Linked DNA regions of Homo sapiens: all the other regions are linked to region 3. The links are chromatin contacts, found by Hi-C or POLR2A ChIA-PET in ENCODE. All regions are on one chromosome and are shown on one strand. Each heading gives the region's core, a stretch centred on a gene start or an enhancer-like site at or near the end of the contact. The rest is flanking DNA. Distances are from core to core; before and after follow the strand shown. Region 1 holds the start of KLF11 (KLF transcription factor 11). Region 2 overlaps LOC100996549 (a long non-coding RNA gene). Region 3 holds the start of ID2-AS1 (ID2 antisense RNA 1).

Region 1 (3,624 bases), core at 1-2,500, 1.4 Mb before region 3:
AGAAAACTAAGCCGGGGGCGAGAGGGTGATATTACTCTGAGAAGAGTAATACCCCTCCCTCCCAGGGAGGTTACAGTGGGCCGAGATCGCGCGCCCACTGCACTCCGGCCTGGGCGATAGAGCGAGACTCCCTATCAAAAAAAAAAAAAAGGAAAGGAAACTTTAAATGTACGAAGATACACGTTTCCTCTCTATCTGCCATGCACCAAAGCATCAAAGCTTTCCGTCTGCCGAGGTTCCCCGAGATCAAACAAGACGAGGCCACCTCAAATCCCCGGCCTCTGTCCCGCAGGCTGCGCCACTAAACCCCCTGTGATGTCACAGAACCGGGCGCCGAGGCCGACTCACCACACGGGCGGGAAGGGGCTCGCCCGGCCCACAGTGCCCGCACACCACGAGGCCCGCGCTCTGCCCACGTCCACGGCTACCTCCCCGAAGCCCCCAGGTCGCGACGCTTAGGGCCCCCAACGCTCGCGTGCCGCGTTCCCGCCTCCAAGCGTTGCCCCGCCTCCAAGGCAGTGCGGCGCTCCCGCCTCCCGTCGTTGCCCCGGCCCCTAGACCTTGCCCGCCCCCAGGCCCGAGCGGCACTACCGCTAGCCGCTCTTAACCCGCCCGACGGCCGCGTGCCCCGCCCCCAAAACCGTGCCGCGTTCCCGCCAGCAGCTCTTGCCCCGCCCCCAAGGCCGCGTGCCGCGTTCCCGCCAGCCGCTCCCCCGCCCAACGGCCGTCCGGCTCACAGGACCGGGGTGACGTCATGGCTGGAAATAGCCGCGGGGCCAGCGGGGCGGGGCCGCCCAGGAAGCGCAAGACAAAGCTGCGCGGGGAACACGCCCCCTCCTCGCCCCCGCCGACCCGGGCGCGCCCGTCGCGGCCGCCGCCCCGCCCGGCTCCGGAGCCCGCCCAGGCCCCTACCGGCGCGGCCGCAGCGAAGCCCTGCACGCCCCACCTCCCGCATTTACAGGCGCGCGAGTGCCGCACCACTTCCCCCGCCTCGCCCCTCGCTCAGACGAGTAGTCCCGCCGCGGCAGCCCCACCACTCACTGCGCGCGCGTCGTCTGGGCCTGCGAAGTCCGGCGTGTGCATCGTGCAGGCCGGCCGGGAGCAACAAAGCGGCCGCGGGGCGTGAGCTCGGGCGCAGCAGCGGCCGCACGTGGGCTGCGGGCGGCGGCGGCGGCGGCAACCCGGAGCTCCTGCGGCCGGCACGCGCCTCGCCCGCCCGCGCGGCTCTGCCCCGGCGCGGCCCTCGCGGCGCGGGAGGGGCGGGGCGGCCGCGGAGGGAGCGGCTGGCGGGGCGGGGCGCGGAGGCGAACCAAAATACACCGCGCCCCTGCCGGGGCGGGGCCGGCCACCACCAGCCAATTCGTGCCCGGCCGGCCAATGAGCGCCGCGGGGGGCCGCGTGATCGGAGCCTGGCCGCGGCGTGATCGGGCAGGGCGGGACGCGGCACGTGTTTTGGTCGGAGCGAGGGGCGGGGCCTGAGGCCCTGGAAAGTAAGGGAAAGGTCGCAGCGGCGCCAGGGGCAAGCGGGGCGGAGGGGGCGGCGGGGGCGGAGGGGGCGGCGGGGGCGGAGGGGGCGGCGGGGCGGCGGGGGCGGCGGGGCGGAGGGGGCGGGGCGGCGGCTGGGGAAATCCCAGGGCCGGGGCCGGACTCGGTGCGGGGAGAGGGGACCACGCTTATAGGAACCTCCTGCAGCCCCACCGGCTGAATCCATCGGTAGCGGAGACCCACCTAGAGGCCTCAACCTGGCTTTTGTTTGGTTGTTTTTAACTTCTGTCATTCTCCCTTCGTCTCTTAGGAATGCGTCCTTGACCGGAGAGGTCGGAAAGCTGGCCGGTTCTAGGTGACATTCCTGCATCCGGTCATTTTTGCAGACAGCGGGAGTCAGAGCTTATTGGCCTGAGTGTCCCGCTGACGCCCCTCCTCTGGCGTCTCTGGGCCTCTTCCGCTCTGTTACGGGGTCAGGGGAAGCCGAAACGGGCAGTCACCCAGAAGGCGCCCGCTGAAACCCGCCCATTCTTCCCAGGCCCCGAGAAAACGCCGCCCCCTCCGGGAAGTCCTCGAGCCTGCAGGAGACATCTAGCCCGCTGTCCAGGGCACCTTTTTTTTTCTCCCTATATTTCGGTTGCTCGCGTCTCTTGGTGTGGTTTGCCCACGTCTGCAGCGCCAGGTTCGTGGAGAGCAGGAACCATGCTGTTTATTTTCGTCGCCGCAGCCTTCAGCTCAGCGAGGAGCCACCCCTCCTCCGTCTGTTCACTGCGCGCGCCTTTGCTGAGCTGTGATGCGGGTTGGCGCTCAGTGCAAGGGGCAGAGGCCGCAGTGAGGAATCCTCCTTTTTTAAAAGCTCCATCCAGGGAGCGGGAGCAGAGAGAGAATCCCGGCACCCCGGGGCTTTGCTCTGAGCGAGAGAATTCTGGTCTTAGGGGAACGGGCTGGGCCCCACCACTCACATGAGCAGGACTCTGGTCCCCACTTGTTCCTTCGGGGCCCACTCGGGTTGGGCAGAGGGGTTGACCAGGCTGAGGAGAGGGTGTTTGCTGAAATAGTAAGAGGGTTTAAGACGAAAGAACCGTGATAAACTGCTCGCATGAAGACCCCGGAGGCTCTGAGAGGGGCGCAGGGTGTTCTGTGTGTAAAAAGTTAAGTCTTAAGATACACACTGGAATATTCTCTTTTGCCTGGACTCCTGCATTCGCCTTATAACTGGTCTCCCTGCGTCCACTCCAGCTCCCAGAGCCTCTTCCCACTCAGCACCCCCAGGGGTCTTTAACCCTTTCAGTGGCTCCCACTGTACTCAGCGTAACGCTTCTGCTCCCCACTGTGGCTTGTGAGCTCCTGCAGGGACCCAGCCCCATGCCTCTCCCCACGCCCCGGAGGGACAGCCTGGGCCTCCTCTTGGGCGCCTGTCCCACCAGCCCCTCTGCCGTCTCCAGGTCCTCGCACTTGCTGTTCCCTAGAATGCTTTTCCCCCACATGCCCCCTTTACTCTCACCCGCAGTCCACCTGGAGAGGCCCCCTCTAGCGGACACACCCTCGGGGCCGACCTCCAGTCCCCTTCTGGCGGGCTTTCTTGTTTTCTTCCTCCACAACACTTTTCTTGAACTGCCCCTTTTCCATTACTTCAGTTATTTATCATCTGTCTCCCCACCAGAAGGACTCTCCCAAGGCCAGGGAGCCTGGCTGTTTAATAAGTCCACGTAGGTGAACGAGCGAATCGAAGGTATCCACCAGCCTCCCTGCTTGAACATCCCGTGAGCACCTCTAATTGTGTCCTTAAAAAAACTGAACTCAGGGCCGGGCGCGGTGGCTCACGCCTGTAATCCCAGCACTTTGGGAGGCCGAGGCGGGCGGATCACCTGAGGTCAGGAGTTGAAGACCAGCCCGGCCAACATGATGAAACCCCGTCTCTTCTAAAAATACAAAAATTAGCCTGGCACGGTGGCAGGCGCCTGTAATCCCAGCTACTCAGGAGACTAAGGCAGGAGAATCGCTTGAACCCAGGAGGCAGAGATTGCAGTGAGCCGAGATCGCACCACTGCACTCCAGCCTGGGCGTCAGAGACTCAGTCTCAAAAAAACAAACAAAAAACTGAACTCGGATTCCAGCCAAATCTGGATTTCTCACCTC
Region 2 (3,698 bases), core at 693-3,192, 1.1 Mb before region 3:
AGAGCTTGCCGGATCCCCAAAACGTTGCTAGTGCTAATGAACTTGCTTTCCTAACAATCCATAACATTTCTCATTTTTATGAAACCTACAACCTTCTCTTTGCTCTTTGGACATACTGAAGACCACCCAGTCTGTGTGTATGCCCCAAACTGAAATTCTTGCTCCCCAAATAAAACATTTTAAACTTAGAGATTTGTCTGTATATTTTATTTGACTTTGACAGCACCAGGGGCTCCGGCACAAATCTCCTCCTTCAAGCCCTTTTCTACACAGTCCCGTGGGTCTACCCTGAAAGAAGCCTGATGACGGCTCAAAGACACAATGTTACTGGGAGGTAAATTCAGGATTACTTGACCGAATGGCCCACCCGAGGTCACGGAGGCTGCTGGAGGAACAGAAAATGGTCTTCACCAAGTGAAGCATTGTCGGTCTTGGCCTGTGTCTGGCTGGAGAATGTTAAAATTCTGGGGACACAACAGAAAAGGCACAGTTGTGGGGACCAGGCCAATGTCAGCGTGAGAACTGGCTCCATCCCCCTCCCATGAACCAGCTCTGCGGCCAAGGCAGGTCTGCATTTCCTGGTCTGTGACACGGAGTCAGTAACATTGCCTACTTCCCGGGGCTATTTCCAGAGAAGTGAGGGAATGGGTGTGGAACGCCTGCCATCTGCGGAGCCCCGCATGAAACGTCTCTGTCTTTCCAGCCAGCCCTGAGCCAGGGAAGGGACTGGAAGCACAGCGGGTGGCTGAGGCGGGCTTTCGGCAGCTTACCCCCAGCCTTGCCCCTCCCCGCCTGCTGAAACACAATCTATGGTTGTCGCCTTCCTGGAGATGTTAGCCGCCCCCTCCAGAGGTGGTTCCAAATCTATTTCTCATTTGGCTGATTTAGGAGAGGCTGCGAATCGGTCGCTATGGTTTCTTTATTTTCTCCTGACAGCTTAGGAATCATTTTTCCAATTATTCCCAGGGGAGGAAAAAGAAGTGGAGGAAGCCAGTGTTTGGAATGAGGGGAAGCTCACGGATCTGAAATGCAACCTCTTCTGCAGGAGACCCGGCACAGCTACCGGGACCCATCACCTCCCTGTAGGAACCCCGCCCAGCCCCCTCCAGCCAGCCCTGCGTGGTTGTGGCCCCACTGCAGAAACGCCTCCGCTTAACACTCCAGCCTCTCTTCTATTCGGTCAGGCCACAGCTGCTGACTTTGTGCCTGCTGTAGCAACCCCGAGCCCCCAAATAAACCCTCCCTCCCAGGGTGGCCTCTCTACGGGGGGAGACAGACGGTGACCAAAAGCTATCAGTTAAATGCACAAACAGGACTTAGAGGGTGGAAAGTGACAAGAAGAGAAATATGGCAGGAAAAAGGGGTGGGGGTGAAATTTTACACAGAGCCATGGGGAAGGCTGCTGAGGAGGACCTGCAGGAGTGGGGGGCTCCCAGACAGGAACTGTGGCCCACTGCACGGATATGGGCAAGTTTGGAAGGGAATGAGCCACTCCAAGCCTCAGCCTTGGCCAGCCATTCTCAGGTCCAGGCAGGAAAGATGCCAGCAGTCCCACATCAGCTGAGGTGTTCAAACACAGTGGTGTCCCCTAAGCAGGGAGACTGCAGAGGGGATTCAAGCCCTGGGCAGGGGGCTAAAGTAGGCCAATCCTGGTTCTGCAACTGTCCCTGGCCCAGCAGCTTGTTGGCTGTGTAGCGTCTCAGGCACTCCCTAAAGGTCAAGGAGTCTTGGCCGAGACTTCGGCTCACCCCAGCCCAGCTTCTGCTCCTGGCCGGGAATGGTGTTTCCTAACCACACGTCCATGGAGCAGGAAGGTACGCCTCCACCCGCTCCCATTCCTTCTCCACAGCTTGCCACAGGGCAGTGCTGGGTTTAGTTCCTCTCCTTATTTAGAGCTGGGGCGTATCAGGTGTGCAGCTGGACAGGTACCAGCCAAGGCAGAGAATGCAAGTCAGCCACGGGTGGCATGTCGGGAAGCACCAGAAGGTGCCAACTTTGGCATCCAGGGCCTTCCTGGACCTGCTGAAATTTGGTCTAAATGTGCTCTTGTACCCGTGTGGAAGGGCTCAGTGCAGCCTGGGTCTGGGATTTCAGGGAGCAGAGTATGATTCTGGATGGGTGATTTAGCCGCAAGTGAGAGTTTTTACTGAGCCCAGCAATGGGCAGAGCATGGTTCTGGGGGTGGCTGGCTTGGGGGCGACACAGACAGGTAAACCAGTTGTCCGTGTGAGTGGAGGGGGCAGAAGTTGATAAGAGCAGGGAGTGACGGGCAGGGGGGTCTGGGAGCTCATTTCTCATAATTAGGTGTTTTCATGGTAGCTTTGTGCTGCCGCCGACAGAACCCCTTGTTGGGATGAACTTGTAGTGGGATGATATTTTAATCTCCCATATTCTGTTAGTTTGCCAGAGCTGCCCTAACAAAGTACCACAAACTAGGTGGCTTGAAACAATAGAAATTCACTGCCTTGCAGTTCTGCAAGCCAAAAGTCTCTGATCAAGGTGTGAGCAGGGATGGTTCCTGCTGGGGCTGTGACGGAGACTCTATTCCAGGCCTCCCCAGCTCTGGGTGGTTTTCTGGCCACCTTTGGCATTCCTGGGCTTCTAGACACGTCACCTCAATCTCTGCCTTCGTGTCCACGTGGCGGTCTCCCTGTGTGTGTGTCTGTGTCAAAATTTCCCCTTTTTATAAGGATACATTCATATTGGATCAGGGCCCACCCTACTCCAGTATGACATCATCTTAACTTATCACATCGGCAATGACCTAGTTCCAAATAAGGGTCCTTCGGAGGCACCGGGGGTTAGGACTTTGTATTCGTTTGCGGGACTGCTATAACAAAGTACTGCAGACCCAGGGGCTTAAACAATAGAAATGCATTTCTGCCAGTTCTGGAAGCTGGAAGTCCACGACCAAGGGGTCCGCAGGGCTGGTTTCTTCCGAGGCTTCTCTCCTTGGCTTGCAGAGGAACGTCTCCTCCCCGTGTCTTCACCTGGCCTTTCCTCCGGGCATGGCTATGTCCATATCTTCCCTTCTCGTAAGGACTCCAGGCAGATGGGATTACAGCCCACCCACATGACCTCATTTTAACTTAATTACACTACTTCTTTAAAGGCCCTTTCTCCAAATGCAGTCACATCCTGAGGTACAGGGGTTAGGGCTTCAACATATGGATTTTGGAGAAACACAATTCAGGTCATAAGACTTCAACATATCTTTTTGGGGGAAACAGTTCAACTCATAACACACACTGTGAAGCAGTTTTATCTCTTGCTGCAAACATTTCCTCAGCTCCCATTCTGTGCTGGGCCCCGTGCTAGAAGCCGGGGGAGCCGTAGCATCACCCTTCCAGGAGCCCCGTCTGCAATGGGTGACAGACCAGTCGTGACTGTAGCTCGTGTGACAGCTGCCAAACTAGAGGCTCAAGGGTGAGGGGCTGGGAGAGCTGAGAGGAGCCACACTCGCTCTGTGGGGAAGTGAGGCAGGAAAAGGTAACTGGACAAGGCTGACTGGGAGGTGGCCAGACCAGCAGGAGGGTGGGGGTGTTTCAGGCAGGGGGGCCACACTTGCAGACGCTCAGAAGCACCAGGGAGCCTGGCACATTCCGGAAACTGCAGCTGCTTCCTCCGAACCTTCTGGGCATCTGCGAGGCCCTCCTGACCTGGATCCCTAGCACCCCGACCCAGTTCTGTGAAGCGTG
Region 3 (3,820 bases), core at 1,260-3,759:
AGCATAATAAAAATCAAAGCACTGGTCCTCTGAAATAAAGCAGGCAATCACCATTCAATAAACACACTTGATTTATTTTGTATAAAAGGGTTAAGTTTACAACTAAACTTTTATAAAAAGTTTAGCATGAATAAGTACATCATTACACTTTTGAATGCAGAAATAGACATCTCTGCCACTATACAAGAAAACTCTAATTAAAGAGTTCACAAGGTTTCACTCAAATAGATATATTTATATATAAATATATACACAGCATTCAGTAGGCTTGTGTCAAAAAGGTAATTTCTGACCAAAAGACTTCATTTAAGTGACTGAATACTGGATCCTTCTGGTATTCACGCTCCACCTTTGAAAAAAGGCAAAGTCTGCTTAGATTGGGCAATTCCTTGTGATTTTAACGTTTTCGCTCCCCATGGTGGGAATAGTATATAAAGAAAACCTTCCAACTGCAGAAAGGGCATTTAAAAGTCTTTTTCATAAATAACGAATATCACAGTCCAAGTAAGAGAACACCCTGGGAAGATGATCATTCTTAGTTTTCCTTCCATTTTTTTTTTCTTTTTAAAAAGGTCCATTCAACTTGTCCTCCTTGTGAAATGGTTGAAAAATAAGTTCAGCACTTAAAAGATTCCGTGAATTTGTTGTTGTTGTTGTTGTGCAAAGAATAAAAGAAATCATGAACACCTGCGAAAGAGTGGGGGAGAAAGGCATGTTTAAGAGAATGTAACCTAAGGGCAGAGGCGGGCGACTGGCGCCGGGAGGAAGCCACAGTTTGAACATTTAACCAAACACTCAAAGATTGGGCAAACCCTGGCGTCCAGATGCAACACACACACTCGCCTCGACAGCGCAAATTAAACATTAAAATAGCAGAGACTCAAGGGAAAAACTTCCCAACCCAATCTCCTATTTGGATCTCCAACAGCAGTGCTACAGGCGCCAGTCTGCTTCTCGTAACAATTATTTGATTGAAAACAGCCCTTTAGTTAACAGATAGGGAAGTCTGGGATCCCACATCACAGGGTTGAAGGCACAGGGTAGCAATCCTCAACTAGCCCAGAGAATCCCAGAGGACTATAGTTTTAGGGAAGGAGGATCACTATGGAATTTGTGGCGGTAAGATTAATTACAGTGGAGGTTAGTACCTCATAGTACCAGAGGACTCGTAGGAAGATCCAGGGCATTACATTTGCTACAAAGCCAATACACACGTTCCTCGGCCGCCTTCGTAGTAAGTTATTGGCATCATTTCCTTTTAAAGGAAAATGTTCTGTGATCTCGAGCACCCAAAGCTACAAGCTCCTTCATGTCTAGTGAGACAATGTAGTACGGGTAACACCGCGAAGTAAGCATGCATTTACCAAATCAGACATTTTATAGATACACAAGCAAAAACACATGCGCGCGCGCGCACACACACCGAGGGGCAGTTTACCCACGGGTGGCACAAGCAAACACTCACCGCTTATTCAGCCACACAGTGCTTTGCTGTCATTTGACATTAACTCAGAAGGGAATTCAGAAGCCTGGAAAGAAAGAGGATAAAGAGTACGAGGTTAAGACAATGTTAAGTAGAAAGGGTTTTTTTTTTTTTTTTTTTTTTTTTGTAGTCCACAGACCAGCAAGTTCCATTAAACACGTTTATGGTAACAATTCAGATTTAAAGACAGACGCATTAACATGTCAGAACTTACTAGCAATTTCACGCACAGCTCAATCTACAGCAGATTCTGAAGAAAATAAAGTTAAATAGCTCATACGAAAGTCACCGTCTGGGCTACGGATCTCCTAGTGACAGCCCAGACGACCGCGGGAGTGTGCGGCGGCGGGGCGGGGACCCCGGAGCAGGTCTTACCTGCAAGGACAGGATGCTGATATCCGTGTTGAGGGTGGTCAGCGGCGTCCTGGACGCCTGGTTCTGCCCGGGTCTCTGGTGATGCAGGCTGACAATAGTGGGATGCGAGTCCAGGGCGATCTGCAGGTCCAAGATGTAGTCGATGACGTGCTGCAGGATTTCCATCTTGCTCACCTTCTTGTTCTGGGGGATGCTGGGCACCAGCTCCTTGAGCTTGGAGTAGCAGTCGTTCATGTTGTATAGCAGGCTCATCGGGTCGTCCACAGGGGTTTTGCTCCGGGAGATGCCCAGGCTGTGGTCCGACAGGCTGTTTTTCCTAACGGACCTCACGGGACTGAAGGCTTTCATGCTGACCGCGAGGGAAGGCGAGACCGGGAGGGAGCTGGCTGCCCTGAAGCTCAGGCCGCCGCTGCCGCCTGCTGAGCTAGCTGCGCTTGGCACCGGGCTCGGCTCAGAATGAAGCCCGAGCCCGGCGGGGCGGCTTTTATCCGCACTCGCCGGGGCCACACGCTGGAGCTTCCCTTCGTCCCCATTGGCGGAAGGTGGCACGTCTATCAAGACGAGCGGGCGCTTCCATTGGTGGGCGCGGGCGCGGGGCGTGGGCTTGGTTCTTCCGCGTTCGCAGCCAATCCCCGCGGGGTGGGCGGGGCGCGAGCCCAGCTGGGGTGGTAAATAGAGTACAGTACAGTAAGTGCGGGGCTGGCGGGGGGCGGGGGGCGGGGAGCGGCGGGCGGGGGGCGGGGAGGAGGGAGGCGGGAGGAGGGAGAGGAGGAGGGAGGAGGAAGAGAAGGGAAGATGGGGGAGGGGAAGGGGGAGGGGAAGGGGGAGGGGAAGGAGGAGGGAGAAGGGGGCAGACCCTGGGCGCCTAAATATGCATTCTTAATTCTAATTCCAAGCGCGCGGCGGGACCCTTGCCCTGGGGGTGTTCCCAGACCAAGCCCTACACACCTTAGAGCTGTCGGCAGCTCTAAAATCACAGCTACACGGGCGAGTTCAGCACCGCAGGGGGGAAGCCACAGTTCACTGCAACCCATCGGAGGGAGAGCGTGAGGAAAGATAGAAAGCATTTCAGAAGAAAGTGAAAACGCAAATTAGGTTGTCACTGAAGAGTCACGTTTGTAGAGTGAGTTCGTCTCTTCAGATAAGGAAAAGTTATGTTAACACAAACAAACCACCCACGCACGCATTCGACGACAGGCTTAGTGTGGGCTTTTGCAACCCGGAGCAGCGCGGGAGGCATTACTGTAAACTCAAGAAAATGAGTACTTATTGCAAACCATGCCCAACCTCACCGGTCGCTAAGGAGCTCTCACAGGCAGGGCGCTTTCAGGGTTCCTTTTCAAGAAGGAGGCAGGGCTATTATAATGATCGTATTAATCGGAAATAATTAGGAGAATTTGCATATTGAAACTACATTTACATACACTGCCCTTGAAAGGCTGCCGGTCTGTGCCCTTCCGTGTAGGTGGCAAAGTAATGTGATTAATTATGCACTAATTGTGATTTCTGGTGTCACATTCCAACACCTAGAGGAGTTCCAAAGCTTTGTGACAGATAGGTGGCCCTAGCCATTGATAGACATCTTCACACTAAGGAAAAAAAAATATTCTGTCATATGAGGTTTGGAATCTTTTCAGCACTAGTACTGAATACGGGTTCAAGGTTTTTTTTTTTTTTTTTGGCTGAAAATCTTTTAAGAACTCGTTCTTTCAGTCTAAGTTTTAAAAAGTTTGCAGCTATTTACTTAAATACCTTAATTTTCACATAATTGTAGCTTATCTAGAATTCTGTTTTGACCACAGTGTGTCAGTTTCTTGTTTTTGAAAATATTTGCTCCAGAAAACAATGAACTAGAAAACTCCAGGAAAGGCAATATTCAAATCTTATTTACTTTCTGCCTCAATCTCTACCTCCTTTGCATTTCAGAAAGCGGAAGGGGCAGGCCTAGAAGCTGAAAGAAAA

What was found. A loop is a pair of places that touch in the nucleus more often than their neighbours do. ChIA-PET counts read pairs that join two places held with the same protein, here RNA polymerase II (POLR2A). Pooled maps may share reads with other maps.
Region 1: a map of gastrocnemius medialis shows a loop between it and region 3 (12-fold over the local background). The contact joins the promoter of KLF11 here to the promoter of ID2-AS1 in region 3. A Hi-C loop is called at or near these places in 3 of 168 maps with a recorded cell type or tissue (CD8-positive, alpha-beta T cell, ascending aorta and gastrocnemius medialis) and 10 of 50 pooled maps.
Region 2: a map of lower leg skin shows a loop between it and region 3 (22-fold over the local background). The contact joins the enhancer-like site here to the promoter of ID2-AS1 in region 3. A Hi-C loop is called at or near these places in 1 of 168 maps with a recorded cell type or tissue (lower leg skin) and 3 of 50 pooled maps. POLR2A ChIA-PET finds 5 or more read pairs at or near these places in 1 of 52 experiments (activated naive CD4-positive, alpha-beta T cell).

The regions. Positions count from the first base shown.
Region 1 is chr2:10,041,176-10,044,799 of GRCh38, reverse strand. It overlaps KLF11 (KLF transcription factor 11), which reads right to left and starts at 1,250. Exons shown (of 4, transcript NM_003597.5): 1 at 1,042-1,250. The coding sequence starts at 1,083. It overlaps KLF11-DT (KLF11 divergent transcript), which reads left to right and starts at 1,399. Exons shown (of 3, transcript NR_135558.1): 1 at 1,399-1,490; 2 at 1,796-2,167; 3 at 3,149-3,247. RefSeq lists silencers at 557-626, 667-716, 837-886, 1,177-1,406 and a promoter at 1,093-1,992.
Region 2 is chr2:9,755,080-9,758,777 of GRCh38, reverse strand. LOC100996549 (a long non-coding RNA gene) reads left to right here. Exons shown (of 3, transcript XR_241267.4): 3 at 1-188. Among named protein-coding and RNA genes, the nearest start is that of TAF1B, 87 kb to the left of the region's middle. RefSeq lists enhancers at 1,018-1,540, 1,541-2,063. Within about 2 kb of position 1,942, at least 6 of the 41 ENCODE cell types and tissues checked have a DNase peak (open chromatin) inside an H3K27ac peak, as active enhancers do.
Region 3 is chr2:8,680,552-8,684,371 of GRCh38, reverse strand. It overlaps ID2-AS1 (ID2 antisense RNA 1), which reads left to right and starts at 2,509. Exons shown (of 4, transcript NR_110154.1): 1 at 2,509-2,545. ID2 (inhibitor of DNA binding 2) reads right to left here and starts at 2,316. Exons shown (of 3, transcript NM_002166.5): 1 at 1,859-2,316; 2 at 1,466-1,529; 3 at 1-687. The coding sequence starts at 2,206. The coding sequence ends at 1,473. RefSeq lists enhancers at 2,077-2,126, 2,614-3,117.